Regions from separate parts of the Mus musculus genome. Here region 1 is linked to region 2. A link is a loop called in an ENCODE intact Hi-C map of the cell type or tissue named here. Cell type or tissue: heart. All regions are shown on one strand. Links, peaks and the distances in the headings refer to the core of each region. The heading gives the core; the rest is flanking DNA.

Evidence for each region. Peaks named below come from ENCODE experiments on the same cell type or tissue, not always from the same donor. Only the 100,000 strongest peaks of a DNase experiment are listed, where the experiment ranks them.
Region 1: it touches region 2 in a loop (1.9-fold over the local background); 10 of 42 quality-filtered maps call a loop at or near these places.

What each region holds. Positions count from the first base shown.
Region 1 is chr8:117,252,722-117,264,683 of GRCm38, reverse strand. Cmip (c-Maf inducing protein) reads right to left here and starts at 7,665. Exons shown (of 21, transcript NM_001163262.1): 1 at 7,283-7,665. The coding sequence starts at 7,582. In heart, for the core only: no CTCF peak of the experiment used is centred there; DNase peaks (open chromatin) are centred at 5,063, 6,353 and 7,353; H3K4me3 peaks cover 3,288 bases; H3K27ac peaks cover 3,739 bases.
Region 2 is chr8:117,360,794-117,372,755 of GRCm38, reverse strand. All of the region lies in intron 1 of Cmip (c-Maf inducing protein), which reads right to left. Among named protein-coding and RNA genes, the nearest start is that of Gm51554, 52 kb to the right of the region's middle. In heart, for the core only: a CTCF peak has its summit at 6,075; DNase peaks (open chromatin) are centred at 3,815, 5,125 and 7,790.

The DNA of each region.
Region 1 (11,962 bases), core at 2,898-7,897, 110 kb after region 2:
ATATTCTAGATGCTTGCTGAAACAAACAAACAAACAAACAAACAAAAACAGAAAAACCAGGGACTCACTATTTAACCCAGGTTAACCTCAAAACTGGTGTCAATCCTCCTGCCTCAACCTTTCGAGTGCTAAAATTACAAGGTTTAAAATACAGGCTGGGGGGGGGGCTGGTGAGATGGCTCAGCGGTTAAGAGCGCTGACTGCTCTTCCAAAGGTCCTGAGTTCAAATCTCAGCAACCACATGGTGGCTCACAACCATCAGTAACGAAATCTGATGCCGTCTTCTGGAGTGTCTGAAGACAGCTACAGTGTACTTACATATAATAAATAAATATTTTAAAAAAATACGGGCTGGGGAGATGGCTCAGCAGTTGAGAGCATTGACTGCTCTTCCAGAGGTCCTGAGTTCAATTCCCAGCACCCACATAGTGGCTCACAACCATCTGTAATGGGATCTGATGACCTCTTCTGGTGTGTCTGAAGAGAGCGACAGTAGACTCACATAAAATAAATATACAGATCTTAAAAAAATAAAATAAGCAACAGTTGGGCAAGGTGCACAGGTCTTTAATCCCAGCACTGAGGAGGCAGAGGCAGGTGGATTTCTGAGTTTGAGGCCAGCCTGGTCTACAGAGCGAGTTCCAGGACAGCCAGGGCTACACAGAGAAACCCTGTCTCGAAGAAAAAAAAAAAAAACAAACAAACAACAGGCCCCAGGGGAACAGGGGAAAGTGAACACAAGCAATTTTTAAATGCCAGCCGGGTGATTTCTAAATTCCCCCTGGCCTCAGAGCCTTTTGCATTTGTCCAGTCCCTCTGAAAAGCCCTTCCCCCAAACAGCAATGCCACACCTCTTGACATACAGACTCCCTTAAGCCACCAGCTTACTGGCCTTAGTAGCCTGCTGTTTGCTGTCTCTCTCCCAAGTCCCCAGAACAGTGGCTTTTATCTGTTGAATGAATACCTTGCCTCCCTTAACCTCAACATCAAGGCTGAAAGGAAGTCCTCACAATCTTCCCTCAGCAGATAAGGCAGTCGTCTGGGAAGCTGCAGAGGCTGGACTCCAGGTCACCTGTCTGATGTCAAGTCTGTGTCATACACGGCGTCTGATCTCCTAGCGCTCACTTACCATGCCCAGCCTATCTTACACATGGCAGAAGTGAGGAGGTGGGTCCTTTATACAGGAACAACTTGCCACCCGCCTCGGTCTGGAGATACACACAACACACACACACACACACACACACACACACACACACACACACACACACAAAACAGAGCAGGCACCTCTAACACCCACCACAGCCCCTCTGGTTAGGGCTCTACAGGGAGACAGTGAAGTGGCCTTTTGAAAGATGTGCCCACCCCCAGACCACCTAAGGATTCACTAGCTACCTGTTCAGAGAGAGGAGAAAGGAAGGGAAATTCTGCACCCCCGCCCCCCCTCTTGTTATGGGGCTTGACCACCTGGCTCTCATTCTGAGGAAAACAGGAAGGCAGAAGGCAGAAGAAAATGAGGCTCAGTTTGAGCAGCCCAGACCATGGTCCTCAGAGTGAAGATGCAGGTAACTCTCATAGCATCTTCCCTCTGCTCCTGGTGGCAGGGCTGGCAGACAGACCCCGTGAAAACTCACTCACTTCCTGGTGACATTCTGTCAGACTGAAGCATCCCCCCCTCCCCCCCCCACACACACACCCAAGAAAGTACACAAACATTTAAACTGTTAAAACAGATACAAGTTCCGCTGATAAAAATGGGGAGTTGCCAACAACTGAGAGGAAGCTAAATGCCCAACAACGGGGGAACTGGTCTGCTTACGACATTAGTACAGTACACTTCAAGATGGGAAAATTACATAGCAGGGAGGAGAGGACAGTCACACGTGTGCGGATGTATAGCGAACTCCAAACACAGAGTCTAGTAACAATGCAGAATTGTGTGCTCGTGTCCAGAGTGCCCAGCAAGGAAAACCAAGGAAACAGACAACAGGATTGCCTTGAACGATGACCACCAAGGACTCTAGACGCACGAGGTGAAGCTACATCCTGCCCCTGTACTTTGGATGCATTTGGTAATGTGCACACTGATTCAATTACACACACACACACACACACATATACACATACACTCACACACAAACATATGTACATACACACATAGACATATACATGTATTTCTTTAAAATCACATAGATGATATTTTTTAAAGAACCCCTTGAGAAACTCTTCTAAACTGCCTGAAACAACCTTACAACCTCAACTCAGGAACTCTGCAGTCACCTCTAACTTCCCCAAGGATTCTGTGTACCTCAAGTGACTGCCCCTCTTTAAATAGCAAAGATTTTTACTTTAAAAAAAAAAAAAGATTCTTTTTGGTGCGGGGGCGGGGAGGGGGGGAGGAGGCGGAGGAGACAAGTTTGTGTGTGTGGAGGTCAGGACAACTTGCAGGAGTCTCTCCTTCCACCTCCTGGTCCCAAGGATCATACTCGGGTAGTAGGACTTTTAAGTGCTGAGCCATCTTGGCTGCCATAACCCTTCCATTTCCACAGAGCTCATTCAGGAGGCTCTGTCTCATCATGAAAACTCTTCCTGACTGTGTGCTGGCTGTCCCACTACCAGAACCGGTGTCAACATCTCAATTATCACCATAATAAATGAGGTAAACTGTCACCCTGCACATGAAGACAAATAAAGGCCCCCTCAGGGAAAGCAAGGTGCCCAAAGTTCCACAGCCAGGAAGCTGCCACCTCAGGCTCCAGCCGTGCTCCACGTGACTACGGTAAAACCGAAGTTTGTTCTGCCCCACGGTGGGGGCGCTGCTATAGCTCCTTTAATCCTTTAATCAAGGGCGTAACTAGACCATCTCAAATATCCATTCCAATGAAATGCCAGGCTGGTCCCCTTAGAGAGAGGTGGTGAGGGAGGGAAAGTGGCCGGTGGTGGGTCCCCTAGGGCACTTTGCCTTTGGAATAATTCAGCTCCTGGGCTCCCCACAAAATGCCCAGAAAGTCCTAAGCCACCCGGGGTCCCAAAAACACAAGGCTTCCTTGTGGTCCCAGTAGGAGAGCACCCAGCAAAACACCTTCTACCAGGAAGGGTACCGGTGGTCTGATTGGGCAGCTCTCCTTAAAACGCACTGTCTTCCTACAGCGGGTGGAAGGCAGGCCATCCTGCCCAACCACAGAGAACAGTGTTCATCTCTCGTCCTGACCATCCCTGCCCCCCATTTCTGAACACACAACTACCTAGGAAACAAATCTGATGTTCTCCGATATCTACTCGTGACATTTATAAAATAAAATAAATAAATAAAGCGCTTACTAAATGGCAGAGTCATGAACGGAGGGAGGAAAGGATGGAGCGGACAGAGGAGGGACCTACGTGGCAAAACAGGAAAAAAAAATGTTAGCTCATACTCCAGCATTCGTGTGCTCATAGATGGGATCTCTGGGGACTGGAGGGTTTCATTCTCAAGAGGAAAAAAAAAAAGAAAATCCCAGCATTTGGAGGGAAGGGCCACGCAGTAGATCTCAGAGCATTCTGCTGAAACTAAATCCAAGTTCATAGGATGGATGCTCAGACAAGCCCCGGAGGGGGAAAAAGAGGCATGGACAGGAACAACCAGATTCCCAGAGATGTTGGGAGTCAGCGCAGCCGTGCAGACAATGTGAACGGCAGCCCTGGAGGAAAGCGGCTGGAGAATAAAGACTCCTCCTGTCCCTTGTGTCCGAATCCCTGCTCAGCAAGCAAAGGAAGAAAGAAAGGGCTTTGCAGATCAGACCCGCCATTCTGAAACCGATTGTTTAGTTTTTGTTTTGTTCTGGTTTGTTTTCAACCGTGAGATGAAATAAAAGGTAGGAGTGCTTTTTTTTTTTTTTTTTTTGTAGTTCTTTGGTGCAGTGGAAACAAAGGGTAGAGACAAAAGACAAACACGTCTAGCAGGTGATCAAATTTAGCCAAGCAACCAACGGCAGGCAAGATGGATGCCTGTCCTCTCCAACGAGGACACCTCTACAAAAATCTGGGCTCGTTGTAGGTTCCAACCTATAACAAGGTAGGCAGCCACGGCTGAGCCCAGGAAGACCCAGGGATAGGCAAGTACACGTGAGGACTGAGACAATGCATGGGCAGATCGGCCTTTCCTCAAGAAGGTCCAGCCTCTGTCCTTCAGCGACCCCCCACGATCCCTCCTACAGATGCTAGAGACCTCCTCCCCTTTGTTGACAAGCATTCCGGTTCCAAAGGATCCAAAGTCTCCCAAGTTCATCAAACCTGGCCTGGCTTCTGCTGGGGTTTAATCAGTAACCAGACTAGTAGACAGCACAGGGCAAGCTCTGACCTGACCCCACGGAGGGCAAAGTTTACAGCCAGGTCAGGGGAGGGGAGTCAGGTCTGGTGGCACCAATCTCCCTTTTAGGTCTCCTGACCCAGGGAACTAAAAGATTTCCACAATAAGTGTGTCACCAGCTGGAAAGCCAGACCAGAAGGGACTGAGAGACAACCCCCCCACGAAACTTGGCTTGCACCCCAGCACGGGGCAAGCTGGGGTCTAGGAAGCCTCTATCCCTCGCAGTTCAGGTATAGACAGCGGACTCAGTGGATGGTTTGGGCAAAGGAGTGGATTGTTTGTTGACAGATTTAAAGCCTGATCAGTCACTGTGGGTTCAGTTCCTGAAGTCCACCCAATTAACTGGCTAGCCCCCCAAACAATTCTCAACTAAGCTTCTTACAGACCACATACGTCTCACCCCTGTGGGAGACACACTCCGACACGGGCGACTCAAGGCTGGGCCAGGGGCTACCAGTGGTTTTCTGGGAATGAACTGCACTCAAATTCACCTTTGTTTCATTTGAGCAAACATTTCTCAATACAGTGGTTGGGCCGCACTATAAAATGCAGACAGGTTACATAATGCCCAGGCCTAAGGGAACCCCAAGGAGGCTCCTCCACTTCCTAGGGAACGGACACAAAGCAAATATCTCGGACACAAAGCAAATATCTTGACATGGGACAAGATCCCTAGTAGCAAACCCCAACCCCACCTCTGGCCTGGAGACCAATGCTACAGGCCCTGGTGGCCACACCTCCATCCACACAGGCCCTAGGGGGGTGGGGGAGTCACACACCTCCACTAGAGGCCTCCACTGGAGCCCCCACCCTCGTTGACGCCCCCACAAAGCACGAGCTACATGGATGGAATTCCCTCATGCCAGGTGAAGAATTAGAAGGGCGGGATTATACCAGCCTGGGCCATGTTTCCAGTTCCTTTTTCCCCATTTTCTGACACACAACACCGCTCCACCAAGACCAGACTTGTGCCTCAGACAACCCGGGGCCAAACACAGGACTCAGGTGTTCCTCGGAGGTAGCCCCCCCCACACACACACACACACACACCTCAGCTGGCATGAGTGGGTCGGGGGACCTGGCTGCTGGGGACTCTCTGGTCTGATTCCTTACTGCTCTCTTCCAACAGACAGACCTCTTGAGCAGCCAGGGAAAGTAGGGGGCCTCTAGCCTGAGGTAGTCAAAGATCAGCTAGCCACACAGTGACTGTGCCCCGGGAGGACCAGGGAATGTCCTGTCCTTCCTATAGCGGGTCACCGTTCCTCTCAACTACTGGCCTTCGCTGACAACTCCTTGGCATTTTGAGGGATGGCAGGGAGAAGAACAGAGCCTAAAAAGACACCCCCACCCCCAACTCAGCCAGGTACTAAAGCTAAAGCCAAACTTGGGGTCTCCAGAGCCGAGGGAAGGTTACCAGGCACCTCTGGGACCTGAAACCCTCGGTACTAGCCAATCAAATGGAGATCAAGGCCGAAGCCTATGACTCAAGGCAGGTTTAAGAACACACACCAGCCTAGGAGAAGACCGGGCCACCTCCCGGCAACCCTCAATCCTCCTGGGGACAAAGTCTGCAGTTACTGCACCAACATGCCCACAGCCTAGGGGGAAAAAAAAAACCAAAAAATTGGTGGTTTTGAGTATATCAGAGCCAAAATTCAGAATAAATGTCCTCATGTACCACAAAGGGGTAGGGGAAGTGGACTCAGGCAGCAGGGTGTCTAGGCTAACTTTTCCCCACTCCCCATTCCTCGGAGCATGTGTCACAGTTTGTGACACACCACCAAGGGAACATGGATGCCGAGGCAATGTCTACACACGCTACACATTTGTGGCATGCATGTAAGCAACACCCTGTTTCCTGGCTGGGCTTTCTTGGCACAGGTGTGAGCAAGGCGGTGCACTCTGCCCCCTCCCATGATGTTTAGTAAACACCACGGAGCCTGCCACGGGGGTACGGTCCGTTCTAGACAAGAAGGGGGCCCCTACAAAGATAAGTCCCCAAGCGCCAGGCTAAGGCCCAGCCAGAGCCTGTATTTGAAACTGCCCTTGTTGGAAAACACAAAGCATCCTGTATAGGCCCTGCCCACCGCCCCCACTCCCCCTCCTCGACCCCACCACAGCTGTCTGTCCCCAGGAGGAAGAAGGCCACCATTTGCAGATTCGATTTCCGAAAGCAACTAGTAAGATCCTCCTTTCTCCATCTCATCCAGCTGACCTGGCCCTGGCCACACAGCAAAAAAAAAAAAAAAAAAAAAAAAAAAAAAAAAAACTGTAACAAAACAGGACGCAGCCACAAAACATGCTTACACACGCTCCACAGACAACGCAAGGGCAGGCTGGGCAGCCCAGCTGCTTCTACCCAGAGAACTCGACTATCCCAGGGTCTGAGCGGGTCCAGGACCTCGGCCCCCTGCCCCCCACCCTCCAACCTCCTAACGTGCGAAGGAGATTTTTAGAAAGGGCAGGCACCCGGTTTTGCCTTGCCAGGCCCGGCAGGGGAAAAAAAAAAGGGTAAAGGCAGGCTAAAGCAAACGCAGGAGTTGCTTTCTGGAAATTGTTGGCGCTGGGGGGTTACGGCTTTTATGGAGGAGAGGGTTGCGTTTTGTTTTCTCCTGTAGCTCAGATCCAGATGGGCAACGAGTTCAGAAAAGGAACAAACACCACTATCCTCAGGGCCCAGTCTAGGGTCCCAGACATCAGAAACGCAAGCGTTTAGGCAAAAGTCCCCAAGCGCTCAGCCCGGGTGGGCTAAGTGTCCAGGACACGAAAGAGGATTCCCATAGCCTGCCTTGGAGGATCAAGTCTAGAGGTTCCAGCCCAGCCCCGTGCGCAGGCCGGGACTAGGGGGCCGCGCGCTCGGAGACAAGCAGCGGGGCGCCTCGGTCCCGAGGGACCCCAGCTTGGGAAGCCCCACGGCCACGCAGGGCCACTCACCGTGGCGGATGCTAAGCTGTTGTCGGCCAGCGTTAGGTGGTGCGGCTCCCAGCGCCTCAGGAATTTGGAGGTGAGGATCTTGCTGAGAAAGGTCCGAGGGTGCCGGATGACACAGACCTGAATGTCGCCCTCCTGCAGCAGCTTGTACCTCATCCCGTTGCAAAGCAGCAGGGCCCGGCGGCAAGGCACGGCGCCCATCACCTTGGTGCCCTCGGGGCCAGACACGTCGCTCCCAAGCAGCGGCTTGGTCTCCTCGATCTGCCGGGGGTCGCCGCCGCCCGAGCTGCTCGTCACATCCATGGCCGCGCCGGGGCGGGGGCCGCGCGCGCGATCGCGGCTGGCGTGGGGCCGGGCCGGCGGGGCCCCCGCGGAGGGCCCGCACCCCCCCACCGCCGGGAAGGTGGGGGGGCGTGGGCTGGGGGCGCCCCGCGGGGACGAACGGGAGCGCGCGGGGGCAGGCGGGGGCGCGCGGGGCGCTTCCTGGGCTGCTTCCTTCTAGCTGCTGGGGCGCATGCCGGCGCGAACGGGTTGGCGACTGCGGCGAGGGCGGCGGGCGATCGCGGGGCGCAGAGAGGATCGGGTCCTCGGGGGGCGGGGGCGGCGCCGGGGACGGCGGGCGCGGGCGTGTCTCGGCCTCGCGCGGGCGCGCTGTGCGGTGCGTGTGTCCGCGTCCGTCCGCGAGTGTGTGCTGCGGGCGGGGGCCGCGCCGGCTGCCGGGGAGATTGCGGGAGGCTGGCGCGCGCGATTGGTCCCCGCGGGGTCATGTGCCCGCCCTCTGACGTCAATGGCGGCAACAGCGGCTTCGGCCTCCCCGGGGCGGGCGGAGTCCGGGATGGGCCGGGCCCCGGGCGGGGACTTGGTGGAGGCGGGCGCGGCCCGACGGGAGGGGCGGCCCCTGGGGAGGGGGCCGGGGTTGGGCAAGCGTCGACAGTCCCCGCGCCGCGCCCCGGAATGTGGGTAGTGTTCGAGGGGACGTCACGCGGGCCGCGCCCCCGAGGGTGCACAGCTGAGCACTAGCCCTGCGCCCCTAACCACCACGCCATCCTGGGCCGGGCTTGGGAAATAAAGTCAGCCCCATGACCAAGAGGATGCCGACCAGTACTTCCCCTTCCTAGTCCAAGACTGGGCCGAAAGCTGGGGTTCTGCCCGCTGCACCCCTGACACCGCCTTTCCAACACAAGCTGCTTCCCCAGGGATGGCCAGATGGGTCCACAGAACAGTTTCTTGGGGTTGAAACTATCCCGCTCCACAGAGCTATGCATGGTCGCTCACCACTACAAGCTCAGTACTCAGGGGGGGCTGAGGCAGGAGGATTGCTGTGGGCGCAAGGCCAGTTTGAGCTACATAGTAAATTTCAGGCCAGTCGAGACAGAAGGCCCTGTTTTTAAAAACAAAATAAGATAAATAAATAGGACTGGGGGTGTACCTCAGTTGTCAGGAGAGTGTTTATCTACCATGCACAAGACCCTAGATTGGTTCTCGGACACTACATCACTACCTAACCCCACAAGGTGGCATGAGCATATAATCCTAGCTCTAAGGAAGTTGGAAGCAAGCACTTGAATTCAAGGTCATCTTTGGCTGTGCGTTCGAAGCCAACTTGTAGTATATGTCTGAGAAGAGAAGAGAAGAGAAGAGAAGAGAAGAGAAGAGAAGAGAAGAGAAGGGAAGGGAAGGGAAGGGAAGGGAAGGGAAGGGAAGGGAAGGGAAGGGAAGGGAAGGGAAGGGAAGGGAAGGGAAGGGAAGGGAAGGGAAGGGAAGGGAAGGGAAGGGAAGGGAAGGGAAGGGAAGAGAAAATTTTAAGGAAATGCCCCCTCCCTCTTCTGAAATAGCCCCCACAGAAGGCCTCTTCTCTGGTCTTTGATGCTTCCTGGCCTTTGCTTTGGGAGGCAGTACTGGGAGAGGACACCAACCCTCAGCGTCCTGAGGAGAGCCCCTCCAAGGGTCTCAGGAAACAAATCTCCCCCAGAGTGATCTAGCAGCCTTGGGTTCCACCCACACCACAGGCCATTCCAGAGTCTCAGACTAAACCTGGCCAACCCTGGTCTTCAGTTCCCACACTAGGACAGGCATCAAATGGGCCAATGTGACAACTTGGAGACAATAAAAAAAGTCCCCTTCCGTCATTGGTGGGGAGGAGCCCTTCCACACGTCTTCCTCATCTCCAGTCCCCGGCAAGTCAAATCTCTAACACCTACAACTGGTCTCAAGAGATGGTGAAATTGCTTCGAACACAAGTTCACATCCCCAGAATTCACAGACACTGACTTGGTCCCAGGTGACTATAATCCCAGTGCTTCTACTACAAAATGGGAACAGAGAAAAGAAAAATCCACCATAAGACCACGGGCCAGCTAGCGTGGCATACACAGTGGCAGTACAGGAGACCCTGTGTCAAACAAGGTGGAAAACAAAAACACCCAAGATTGACCTCTGACCTCTACACAAGTGCTGTGACATGTGCATGTCTGCATTCACTCATGAACGTGCACACAAATACACCATGCACACACACACAAGCTCTCTCTGCCTCCTATGAGTACTGAATGCCCCAGTAGTAGTGAATGCAAGCGTTGACCTGGGTTTCACTATATAGTGAATAGCACAGAAAGTTCTTAGCGTCCCTGAGATGGGACTATTTACTTATGCCAGCTCTTGAAGGCACACTAAGAACAGCCGTCAGGGGCTAGGAAGAGGAGGAGACAGGTTTCAGCTTGCCTCCCTCACTAAGTAAAACACTTAGCCAGTTGTGGTAGCACAAGTTTGTAAGCCCAGCACTTAGGAAGGCTGAGGCTGGAGGAACATGAGTTAGCAGCCAGCCTAAGCTACATGTTTCTTGTTTTGTTGTTTTGTTTCGTTTTTCGAGACAAGGTTTCTCTGTGTGCTGCATGTCTTGGGGAGTGCGGGGAGAGCTCCCATTCTGTCCGTGCTGGAGATGGGCAAAAGCTGTCTCTGTGGCCCAGGGGAGACACTATTAGGCTAGAAACTGGAGATTCATTACCTGCCCATCATTCACTGACAGTTTATTCAAGTGCCAAACTTCAACAGGCTTGTAGAAAACATTGACCAATAAGAGAAAGAAAGCCCTATCCCCAAGCCCCCTGATATGAAGATGAGTGTAGAGGGGTGGTGGTGATCGAGAACCATTCTCCAGCCTTTTTAGGCGTGGGGTCAGGCCCACACAAACCTTTGTTGAGTCCTTGCTATCTGTGAGCCTAAGCCGGGAAATGGGTTATTAGTAGCTGTTATTGTCAGTCACAGTGGCCCCTAACCTCTTGAGATCCGCAAGGATGCTCTCAGCGTGCATTCCTGCAGATAAGGACACAGAGCGATCGAATGGCCTATCCGGGCCCCCAGCTAGTCAGGATGGGCTCAGAGCCCAGAAGCCGTGCACAAATCAGACAGTGGCCACATTGTACTTGGGGTTAGATGAAAGAGGGGCACCTAACCCAGGTAGATCGAGTAAGCATGACACTGGGCATGTGTCCCAGCTCCAAGAGGGCTTTAGAAATCAGATGAAGAGACTCAGAGGTGCTCAGTAGTTAAGAGTGCTTTCTGACCAGCGGGTGATGCCGCACACCAACCATCAGGAGGCAGAAGCAGGCAGATCGCTGTGAGTTCGAAGCTAGCCTGGTCTACAGAGCAAGTTCCAGGACAGCCAAGACTACACAGAGAAAACTTGCCTTGAAAAACAAAACAACAAAACAAAGAAAGAAAGAATACTTTCTGTTCTTGCAGAAGGCCTGAGTTTAAGTCCCTGAACCCAGAAAAGGCAACTCAAAACCACGTGTCAGTCACTAGGGCCTTGGGTGATCCAGTGCCCTCTACTGGACTTGAAGAGTATCTGCACTCACATGCACTGCATAAACACAGACGCACACCCACACCATTGAAAATAATACATTTTCTTAAAAAGGAAGGTGTGTGTGGGGTGTGTGTGTGTGGAGGGACCAGGTAAGGGGACAGAAGCTGCGGGGAAGGTAAATTGCTCACAAAAAGGTGACAGGTTAGAAGGCTGTTTGGCTCATCCAGAAAACTATAGACCTTTGTCAGGATGCAGAGGCAATGGGTAGAGGCCTGTGCGGTATGTGGCCAGTGCCCTGAAATGCAAGCCCAGAAACGGGAGTAGTAGAGAGTGATCTCATGGAGTAGGTGCAGAGTGAATTGCACGTGGCATTTTCACAAGGCCATTGGCTATAGCATGGTGTGACCGAGGGTAGCAGCCACATAACCTGGCCCAGAGGAAGCCAGCAATGCGTCTGTCAAGGGCACTCTGGTGGGAAGGCAAGATGGTCTGAGTCCAAATCACTGGGTGGATGAGTCTGTGTCAACAGAGCTGCTCTTTGTGTCTGGGACAGCTGTAGCCGTCCTCTCCTGATCCAGGGTCCAGGCTCCAGCAGAAAGGTGACTAAGCCGAATTTAGCTCAGACATGCTCAGTGCAGTCAGTGGGTTGATACCTTAAACATTAAACAGAAGTGTCATGACAGCAGCAACCAGTGCTCAGCAGCAGGTCCCGTAATTAGACATTCTGTTGGTTTCGGTTTGCTCTCCCTGCCAGCCCAGAAAGCCATCATCTTTAGAGAGAGGAAGTTAAGACTCACAGTGAGTCAGCTGATGAACTCAAGAGAGCCAGCCAAGATTCAAACCTAAAACTGAGCACGGGAGCTATAGCTCAGATG
Region 2 (11,962 bases), core at 3,063-8,062:
TGGGAGGTGGGGACAAATCTCAGAGCCGTGGCGGTGTTCTGCTATGGAACTAATATGGGCTCGTGTAAGAGGGCCTGCTATTAAAAAAAAAAAAAAAAACCCGCCCTCTAGAATTCTGTGATAAGCCTGGCTCAAACGCATCCAAGACCTAAATGGGAGACAGAGCAGGTGGCTGGGGGGGTCCCTCGCCAGTGTTCCCCCTTCCCAAACCCCAAGACCTTCAGAGCTAATGTTTCCATTAATTATCTGCTTTCACAGGCTTCTCATCCAGTGGGGTGCTCATCCAACATCCTTCACCATCCTGTCTTTCAGAGATCAGCTCTGCCGCCCGCCCCAGCCAATCGCCGGTTTCCATGGTGATGAGCACATGACTCATGAGTCTTCAGCCCCCAGGACGAGGCTCTAGGCTGACTCAAGACATACATTCCAGTGGGATGGGGGGCTCCCACACCCCAAAAGGAAAAGCCTATCTGGAAAGTCCCTCTCTCTATCAGCCACTCCAGACTGGAGCCGCCGCTAAGTGCCGCAGCAGAAGCCTCATAGAGGCCTGGGTTGTAAGCAGCAGGCTGGTTGTCACTCCGGCAGCTGAGTGGAACTTGAGTCATCCCAGTCGCAGAGCAGGGTCCTTTGGCGCCATCGTGCTGGCACCTGGCACAGCAGTAGGATGCTCTGGTCTGGTCTCCAGGAGCGATGGATGGATGATGCCACATGATCTGACAGGAAGCCCCTTCCAGCGCAGGACAGTACCACATCTGTGTTCTCAATGGTCGTTCTGCCAGGGACTAGTACCCATCATGCCAAGAAGCCAACACCTGACGGGGAAACGCCCTCACCTGCCCATCACATTCTACCTGTGTGAATCTGCCTATTCAGAACACTGCTACACAGGCTCAGAGTGGAGGCCCTGCCTCACCTCTGTTGGTGGCTGAATGTGCCCCACTGTGTAGACCATCTACATGCTCTACCTACTCATGGCCACTTGGACCTCCTATTCTCCCATCATTGTGAAAAGCCTTTGTCCTATTATCTTTCCAATGGGGTGACAGGAAGATACCCACGTCACAAACACAGTCGCCACTCATCGGATCCCACTCTATCAGACCTTATGCCCAAAGCTCCACCCACCCCACCAAAACCCACCCACCACAAGCCCCACCCTCACCAAGCATATCCCCCCAACACACACCCCACACACTCTAGTTCCATAGACCACTCTAGCCCCAGCTCAGGGCTTGACTTCACTCAACCACACTGCAAGCAAGGGAGCTGTAGTCACCCTGAGGAAATGGAGAGAGAGGATATGACGGGTCACAGGCTTCTTCCTGCTTCCCACCATGACCCAATCTCACAACCACAAACAGAGAGAGACCTGGACAGTCCAGGGCAGTGCGCACCGTGCAGAATGGGGCTAAGGCCAGCAGGATGGGGGGGGGGGGTCTGGTCTCCCACTGCTGCACAGCTGCGGAGTCCCCGCCCACCTAGAACAGCAGCTGCGCTACAGTTGGACCCCTGGCTTAAAAAAACAAAACAAAAACAAAAACCTGCAACGCAGGGGGGCCTGAAGGGCAGGGCCATCCCAGGACTCCATGAGGACTGTGATGAGGCATACAGGGGGCTCATTAATCAAGAAGCCAGCCTCGGCAGCTGCCCCCTTTTATGGCTAAATGCCTCAAGAAGTTTAGTAACAGAGCCAAGGCTAGCTATTTCCATATCCCGACCCTTCCAAGACCCATCTTCTCTGCGGGCATGGGAAGGGTGGGAATTTGGTCCCTGGGCCTGGCACTTTGGCATCTGTCCCAATAAGGTGCCTTTGCTACTGAAACGGTTGATGAGGGGCTCAAAGATGTCTCCAAGTCAGCTCCGTTCTACCCAGAATCTGCAGACATGTCTAAGAACAGTAACAGCCAGGCGGGTGGGACCTGAACTCCCCACGGGTACCACAGTTCCAAGGGACTCTACCCTGGGGAAGGTCCCACTGGGACCTCTTCAGAAGGAAAAAAAGGAAGGAAGAAGGTTTGGGGCCTAGGGGGATACATCATGCACAGCAAAGTAAGCTCTTCATAGTTCAGGAACACAGAACCCTGCTCTGGACTTTCATGAACTTGAGGGTGACCCTGACCTTGAACCTTTTCTCCACACAGCAGGGCCGTTGGAACCTATATACTCTTACACTCCGGCAATGGAGCCTCTATGAAGCTGGGCGTGTGCTCTTGTCCCTTGTCCCCCTGCTTCCTTGCCACCATGTAGTGAACAGATTTGCTTCCTCTCCAGACGCTGCTCCTTCATGGTTCTGCCTCACCGGAGGCCCCAAAGCAACATGGCTGCACAACCACATCCTGAAAGTCCACAAACACATGAACCCTTTCTCCTTTAAGTTGACTGTCCCAGCAAAGGAACTCTCTGGCAGGCTCAAGAGGTTCTGCGTGTGCACGGATAAAGCTGCTCTCTGTGGCGTCCACCAGCGCTGGGTCCCGCTGAGAGGAGCTGAGCCCTTCAACTTTGTCTCCAGCACCACCCTTTTTAAGAATGTCTAAGTGCTGCCCTTGGCGGTAACCCTCGATTCAATGGAAGCACCACACAAGTTCTGCAGAAATTTCCCCAGAGGGCAGATTTGGGGGGAACATCCCGAGGCCCATTCTTAAACAAAGCCATATGGCTCAGCCTCTCCAGGAGATAGGAGGCTCCTCCCAGGGCTATCTTCATCCACTTGGCAAAACAGGGATGCTGGGATGACCCAGATGTTACATCTGTGACTCCAGGGGCAGGTCCACATCCCACACTCTCCTCGGCATGCCAGAATGAACCAGTATGATTGTAGCCTGTTCACAGGCTCCATGTCACAGAAGGGAGCAAGGCAAAAATCGAACAGGCCACCATACTCCTGCCTCTCTCTGGCTGCAGCCTGGCTAGCCTGGACTTTTGGAACTTCAGTTTCCATACTGTGTATGTGTGTCTGTTGAAGGTCCACAGCCCTGCTCCCATGAAATTCCCCATAGGATGGCGGCGCGACGGAGAGGTAACTATGCAAAGCATGTGGGACATTCAAAAATGGTGACAACTGTGAGAGAGAAAATGAGTAAGGTGACAGGTAAAAGAAGGAAGCTGGGCTGGCAGATTAAGGAGGAACTCACACTCCTAGGAAAGGAGCTGCCAGGCCTTCCTCCCAAAGAGTACTAAGGAAGACAGAAACTGTGTTTGTGTGTTGGTTCACTTCCTGTCAGCCTGACACAGAATTCTCTGGGATGAGGGAATTGCCTCCCATCAGATTGGCCTGTACACAAGTCTACCGAGCATCTTATTTGATTAGTGATTGGTGAAGGAGGGCCCAGCATATCATAGGTGGTGCCATCCCCTGAGCAGGTGGTCCTGGGATATGTAAGAAAGCAGGCTGAGGGCTAGTGAGATGGCTCAGTGGGTAAGAGCACCCAACTGCTCTTCCGAAGGTCAGGAGTTCAAATCCCAGCAACCACAGTTGTAATGTAGCTCTCAGGAGGAGACAAGAGAATCAGAAGTTCGAGGTCCGCCTAGGCGACAATGAGATGTTGCCTACAAGAAACGAAATAGTGTGGGTGCTTCCTCTTCTGCCACCTGGACAGCAGCCCTGGGGGGTTGTCAGCTCTCACAGCTCACCAGCACCACCAGTCCCTTCTCAAGTCTCAAGGGCCTCCCTCTGTCTGACCCTGGTGGCCTTCTGTCTCACAGGACCTTCGCTCTACAAAGCTGGGTTCTCCGGAAGCCAAGGCCAGCAGGGCAGACTCTTAGACAAATAAACTCAATACGGTTCTTGGCAAGGCCGAGCTGGATTCAGGAGCCCGTGTGTGTTTCCATGCATGGGAAGTCCCTGGCGGGTCTTTCCTCGAGCTGTAGGCTTCAAGCCAGGGCTTCCAGGATGGGTGACAATGGGTGCCGAGGGAACTGAGCCCATGTACACAATGTTAGGTGCTCCTGCATAGACCCTGGGATTAGCTCCAAGAAAACACATGGCAAGGCTCGTGGAAGTCTGTGGGGGCATGTTAAGAAGGTGGGGGTTGGGGGGACTTGAGAGAAGTTCTAGAATGTGGGTACACACTGCTTAGATCTTCAGTACCTTTTAATGGCTCTCCCTGACTTCTGGACACTGAATTTTGTCACTGGCGAAATGGGGATAAAAACAGTGTTCCACATCAAGGGACCAATGAAGCCTAGAAGAACCGGTCACGGTTTGAAAGGTAAAGGACTTTGAAGGTCCCAGGGCCAGCCACGGAGAGGGAGTAGCTATGTGACCAAGACTCCGATCAGTCACATTCCTCCATTTATCTGCATGGTTTCTAGCCATAGAAGCATAGCCTAACTTGAAAGCTACCCAGGGGATGAAAGGACACGAGAAGGTACCAGTCATAACCATAGCAGTGTGTGCAGCCCCTGCACCAAGTTACAGGGTTTCCTCTTCATATACAAAACCCTCTACCCAGCCCCAGGCATCAGGAATCAAGACCAGGTAACCGGTATTATTCAGTCCAATGGAAGATATCATCAAAAGAGACAAACTGCCAGGCAGTCAGTCACACATGCTATCTCACATGACCCGCCCTGCACATCTTGCTAATGGTTGGTAACTCACGGATCCCAACAGACCAAAATGAACACAGAGAATTCCAGGACACCAGGTCTTTTAAATCCAGCCATCTCTCCTGCAGCCTACGCCTCCTAACTTCCTTTATCCACCCCTATGAAACCTCCCTTCTGGAACTTGAACTTTGAAGATCACAGAAGACAACAGGTGTGGGGGTCCAGACCCAGAAGGCTCTGTGCACGGCTGCCAGTGCCTCTTAAGTGACAGAAGAGAGAAACCAAGGTCTCTCAGGATGTATCTTCAGAGACCGCTTCCTACGAGCCATGAGACGGGTGGCTCTAGGAGTCTCCACAGAGTGACACGAAATGGATTTCGAAGACGTGGGCTCTGGGAGGCCTGTATCATCGCATCGGGTGTATCTGTCATCAGCCCACTGTGACTCTAGTTCTACTGGTACCCACAGGAAACTCTGTGACCTCTCTAGCCAGAGCCCTCTCCGTGACGGAGAAGGGTGGCTATGGGAAGGCTGCCCCACACTTGGCTTGACATCAGTCACCCACTTGCTGACTTGAGAGCTTGCTTCCCTCTCTTCGTGCGCAGCTGGCTAGATTGCCAAATATTTATTGAGTACTTCCTGTGGGGCACAGCTGGTGTGACCCAGGCACCAGAAACACATCCATACACAAGAGAGAGCTCCCTACCTCCAACACACACAGACAGACACACACACACAGACACACACATACACACACACAGACACATACATACACACACACTCACATATACATACACACACACACACACACACACACACACACACACACACACACACTGTCTCCCTGGCATTTACCTAACCCTCTTCACTGCTACACCATCTGGCTGGCTGCTCGCTCAATGTCCCCATGAATCCGATGTCCCAGTGCCAGGGTCCTGCTGGTCCTCAGGATTTATGGTCACTTGGCTGGGATCGAACTCTGATCTTCTCATTTGTGTAGCAAACACTTTACCAATGGATTTGTATCCCTCAGCCCATGATTTAGTTTGGAAAGCGAAATTGGATGCTGGTGGAGAACTCAGATGCCGCTCAGGGAGCCACAAGAACACACAGGTGGCTGGCTAAGCAGTCCTAAACTGGGTAGGGATGTCAGAACGGGACTCGCTTTTCGTTGCATAGGGTCCACAGTCGGAAAAACGGCGCAGGGCCCAATCTGAGGGCTAAGGGGACAATCGCACAGGCCTGAGCATTTCCCAAGGCTGTCACCATCAATATGAAGACAAAAACAAAACAAAACACAGCATTAGGAACAAGCCCCTCCTTCACTGCTGGATCAGAGGGCCAAGGACACGGGCGATGCCAGCCAGCCAGCCCTTACCCTCCTAGGGGCAGAGCCCGTTAGAAATGTTCAGATCAGTTCCAACCCAAACACCTCTTCCTCTGACCACTAAGCAGATGAGGGAAGAGGAGCCTTGGCTCTTTCTTAGCTGTCACTGGAGCAAGCACGGCTTGCTGCACACTGCCACCATCAGGAGCTCTCTAGCAGTGATGAGCATCCGTCCCCAGCATGCTGCTGTGAGTTTTCATTGGGTCACCTTCCAGCTGTCAAGCACTCTCCTCCAGAGGACAGCATTCGAGACCCATACCTGTCCTAGCTCCACTGTCTGGGGGCACTCAAACCACGCAGGGCACTGCTCAGCATGGGAGAAGGAGGCACTGTGGGGTCACCCTGCATGGGACAGATTCCTCCTGGGGACACTTGACCAGCCCTGAGCCATGTCCAGGAGTAAGCTTGCTAGAAATTAGTAGCCTTGGAGGGTTTCTGTTCATAAACAAGGCCCCAGGGTGCAGCTGTGACTCGGGAAGCAGGTAACAGGTGCTGGTCGGGCAGTTTTTGCATGTGGAGGAGCTTCTGGGTGCCCACTCCTGCAGCCTGACTGACTTAGAGGCTTTTACAAGGACCACCTTCACTCCACTGGTCAGGTCCTGCTTTTGTTGGGAGAACCTGGCCAGCCGCAAGAAAACACCCTGGGAGAAATTACAAGTAAGAGATAGATTCAGGGATGCGGCTGAGGTGCAAATATGGAAGGGGGGATCCTGAGGAGAAAAGCAAAGGGCAGGAATGGCAGGGGTCTGGGGACTAGATTTCCTGGGGTCCAGCCTCAACTATGGACAGTTTGATGTGAGGTGGTTCTACCCTTCGGTGCCTTGGTTTCCCCCATCAGGGTCTCCCAGAGGTATCAAAGGGATAGATACAGACTCCTAAAAGCCACTTAAAAATGGTATGTGCCCACAAAGCCACTTAAAAAGGGCAGAACCCAGAGGCCGGGCACTGACCCTACCACCCCTACCTTCACATTTGGCGACAGGTGACACCCACCACCCAGAGACCTTCCCACGGGAGCAGCAATACCACCTTCATTTCCTGCGCGGAAACCTGAATTGTTTGTTTGCTTCTTGGGGCAAGGTCTCATGAAGTCAAGGAAGGCCTGAGACTGTGTAGGGGAAGGTAACTTTGAACTCCTGAGCCTCCTGCCTCTACCTGCAGGGCGCAGGGAACACAGGTACGCACCATCTTGCTCCAGTTCTCATCGGAACTCTCATCTCGTGGATGGGGAAAGATACCGGTCTGAGGAGGAGGGAGGAGGCAGAACTCGCTGTATTGAGCTTGTGGAGACCCACACCTCTGATTCCCCACCTGGGCCCTTCCTACCCTCTCTACCACCTCAGGCAGAGAAGACAATGCAGGTGGGGCCAGAGAGACCTGTCTCAGAGGAGAGACAGGAGCCTGTGGTTCCTGGACAAGATGGATCAGCAGACAAAGGCACCTGCCACCAAGCCTCATGACCCGAGTTCCAGTTCCTGGGAGCTGCACGGAGGGACAAAGAAAACTGACCCCTCAAAGGCTGTCCTCTGACTTCCATGTGTGTGATATGGCACACATGCAAATAAACTAAATAAAATGCAAAAACAAAAACAAAAAAACACCCTACAAAATTTTAAAAGATGCTAGGCTCTGAAGACAAGGCACACATGCACACATGCACACATACACACAGGCACACGTTCAAATCCTCCTGGCGTAGTCTCTCCCCAGCTGCGTGCCCTTGAGCCACTCAATGTCGTGAGCAACAACGTCCGGTATATTTCATTGTATTTTGCCAGTCTGAAGGCGCAGCTCAACTTCCCTTGCAAGCAAGTGTCTTCCCAGCAGCCTCAGCTGACAGCGGATACAAGCCTGTGACACCGCCATAGGTCAGAGGAGGTGCTTGCGACATGGCTGGCACTCAGCATAGCGCCACAGGGAATTGGCTTACTGAAGAACCCCTCCTTTCTCAACTTAGCAGCTGACCAGCCTGTACCACCTACCTAAGAATAATATGTGGAGCAACAGCCGTGGGTAGGAACCTCCCCTCCCACCTACCCTAAAAGACCAGCATTGCCCCAGCCCCAGAGCCCCATCAGACCTGAAGCCCATACTCTGGATAGGACAGTCGTAGACAATTCAACCCTAAACCTGAGCCTGCTCAGCATATGACACAAATGCCAGTGGCCTGACTCATGGCATGTTAGGTAGAAAGCACATCTATGGGACCCTGTGTAAGCCAGTGGGGCAGGACGAACAGCTGACCCTGGCTGCAGCCCCAAGGGCTTCGCCTGTTTACTGTGGCTCTGATGAAGTCAGTCTTGGGGGAACCATCCCTCCGGGGTTGACATCATCGCTCTAGAGACCCACAAGCTCCTCTGAGGCCTGATCTCTCTCCTCTGAATGTGTTACGATCCCTGGTGTAGAACCTGTACCTGCACAGGGATCAGGGACGGTGACATGTGGCTTGAGGAAGTTTTGCTGAAGGTCACTCAGTCCCACCCCCTCACAACGCTATGGGCCTGGCAGAACTCCCAGGAAGCCCTCAGCATCCCCAGCTGCTGCTGTGTGATACCAGCCTGATGGCTTGCCTCAGTTTCCCTCTTCTGAAGAACAGGGGGCAGTCATGGTGGGGAAGGCGCAATGGCGGGGGGGGGGGGGCATCAGTCATGTGTCCAACTCAGAGTTAAGTGCTCAGCTAATCTTAGCTATCAATCAGGTGGTAACTCTGAGAACATTCCAGAAGCAGCAGGCATTCATTCCTACCATCTCTATCAAAAGGCAACAAACAGAGCCCTTCTCAAAGAAACAGGAATGAGCAGGACCCCATTATTCGATGATGATGCCCTGCGGCTGGTGCCAGCAACCACTTTGACAGACACCACTGTGTAGGTCCCTAAAGGGATGACATGGTCCCTCTCTTGTAGGTCAATGTGCTGGTCCTAGCACTCGGTGTCACCAGCTAGACCATGGTCTCTTTGTGCATCTATCTGTCCTGATGCTCTATGAGCCCCAAAGAGCAGGGACAGGACCTGACTTAGAGCCACCATGTCCCTATAGTACAGCATCAGGCATATAAGAGATGGGCAGGTACAGCCAGAGGGGGACCTCAGCCAACATCAATGCCATGTTCTTAGAGAATCTCCACCACCTCCCCTCCTCTTTCACCTGATGAACAACTAGAATTTTCCAGCGGTCCAGTAAAGCCTCTTCCAGCTTCCTAGTTCCCGCTAAGCCGCAGCCTTTCTCTGAAGTACTAGCCGACATCCTGAGCTGTCAGGGTGGGGCCGGAACAATCTCAGGCTTTGCTGGCCTTGCTTAGTGACATGCCAGGTGCCAGGCCTGGAATCCCTGCCACATCCTCCTGCCAGCTAGCGGGACTCCTGGGGCTGTGAAGGCTGTCGCGGTGCCAAGCCAGGGCAGTCCCAGGACAGGCTGGCAGCCTGGACCACGGGGACCACATAGTCACCAGCACACGTGATAACAAAGAATACACAGCCACCAAGAGATTGTAAAGGTTGGTGCTCTTGGCTGGTGCAGGAGCAGGGTGGGATCTACATTTCAGCAATGCCCAGGAACTTTCTAGAACGGTGGGGAAGTCTTATATGTGTAACTCACTACATAGTCAAGAATGACCATGAACCCTCATACCTGGCCCTCCTGTCTCCCCATCTCCGGTGCCAAGCTTTGCAAGCACGAACCTCCATTTATACACAGTGCTGGAATGGAACCCAGCAACTCATGCACGCCAGGCAAGTACCCGCCAACCTTGCCACATTCCCCGTCTACGTCTGAGCACTTAGAATGTGGCCATTTGTGACCAGTGGAGTGGAACCCCTCGGTTTAGCTGACTTTAACTTAAAGGCCACCCTCAGCAGCTTGGGTCACTGTCTCAGGCCAAGCCCAGGGTTTGGGGTTTCTACTCTGCACCCTAGGAAGCTGACAGAGAATAGGAAGGGAAGAGGAACATCAAAGGGAGAGAGGTCCTGCTGACTGAGGCAGCGCTCAACCTGAATCCCAGGCCAGATGCTACACGGAGGGCTTGGATGACATCAACCAACCTCCCTGTCACAGCCACCGGGGACAACACACATCTTACAAAGCAGGAGACTGGAGTCAGGGAAGCTGGAGTCACTGTCACTTGCCTGAGGGACAAGGGACTGAGCACTGAGTCACCTGAACTGCCGGATCTTTCTGCCTGCCAGAGGCACCTCTGAAGGAATGCATCTACTCTGTTCCTAGCAAGAGTGCTGAGTTACTTCCTGAGTGGAGCTTCTGAGGAAGCAGGTGGGCTGTCTTGAGGTCTGTACAGCCAGCTTGTCAAAACAATACTGGAACTTACCGTCCAATCAGCCCAGTGAATTTCTAACTTCTCCCCTCTGTCCCTCCTCTACAAGATAGGTCCCAAAGAGAAACAAGACCTCCCACTGATACAGGCTGTGGGTCTGCTCTCTCTCTCTCTCTCTCTCTCTCTCTCTCCCTCCCTCCCTCCCTTCAGCCTAGTCCATGGTGGGTGGGCACTGCCACACCTGCCTGTCACCTGGCCCACCCACCCCCAACCAATCCACAGAACTGGTTTCTGTAAAATTATTAACAGGTAGCTTTGCATTGGCTTTCAAAACTACAAACCACGCCCTCTTTCCAACTATGAAATGTGGAGACCGGATGCCCTCAATCTGACCCCAACTGAAGGAAGGACCAGTTCCTCTCCACCTCTGGAGAATTGGAGCATGCCTGTCATCTTAGCACTCGAGAGGTGGAGGCAGGAAAATCAGGAGTTCAAGGCCAGCCCTGGCTATAGAGCAAGCTGAAGGCCAGCCTGGGCTACAGGAGACCGACTATCTCAAAGTCTCTGGCTGACCCTGTGACTTCATTTCAAAAGTCAGCAGTTCCAACCCCATTACTTTTTAAATGTGCTTTTCCCCTCACCAATTTCAGCTTTACTAACGAGGGCCAGAGGCCACTGAATTCTATGTTGTGTGTTTATATTTCCCTCCCATTTGGCACTCAGAGAAACTTGGACATGAGGGAGACCGGCACGTCAATGCGTGTGGGCCTGAGGGGCTTCCCAAAGCAGGGCTCTGCATAGTAACGTAGGGAAGTCCCAGGCACACTGAGTCGGGAGGCTCGCTCACTTTATACAAGGGCTGCCATTACCCTCTATGAGAATCTCTGCCCATTTCACAACCACGGTCAGGGACCCTGGCCTCTGCTAACTCTGGATCCTGAGAGCCATGAGGCAAGCAGCCATCAGAACAGGAATAAGACTCATGAGGGGCAAATTCTGCTTGGTCTGGGCAGGTGGGGCACCCTGAGCCAGGGGACAGCTAGGCTCAGCTCTGGTAAGAGAAGGCCTACCTCCCAGGAATGCTGTTGACTAAGAAGAGAGACAATGGATGTGCGCTGTGTTCAAGGACCACTGGCTTCCATTTGCTTTGTGCTGTCTGAAGCTAGAAGCCAGCCAGTAGAGATCTGGAGACAGTTAAGTAGCGTATACGACCAGCTCAGGAGACTCACTGGGAAGAGCAGCTTTTTCCAAGGCAGACTCTATTTCTACACAACATGGAGATCTTGTTACTCCAGGCAAGACTTGGGGAGCCCCAGCTCTGGAGACCCACCTGGGGAGAGCATGCCCTTAGGTCCTTGGAGCCTAGGAAACGGCGTGTCAGAGAATCCAGAAAGGGAACCTGCCCAAGGCTAGGTAGAATGAACCTCAAAGTCACTGGGAGGAGGCTAGACCATCAAGAATGCTGTGTGACTGACTGCACAGAGACCCAGAAGCGGAGCCACTCTTCCCAGAGGAAGACTGGGAAGCGGGTGGGAACCGGTGGGAACTGGACCAGGGTCCAGAAAAACTAAAGGATTGGTTACACACAGATCCACACCTTGCTAGAATAAGAGGTTAGGGGTGCCTTACCATGAATGCAGAGACTTCTGGCTTGAGAGTCCAGGATGGCAAGACACAGTGGGCCAGGTCTCTGAATGGGACACACACACACACACACACACACACACACACACACTCTGCTGGGCGGGCTAAGCCAGGCAT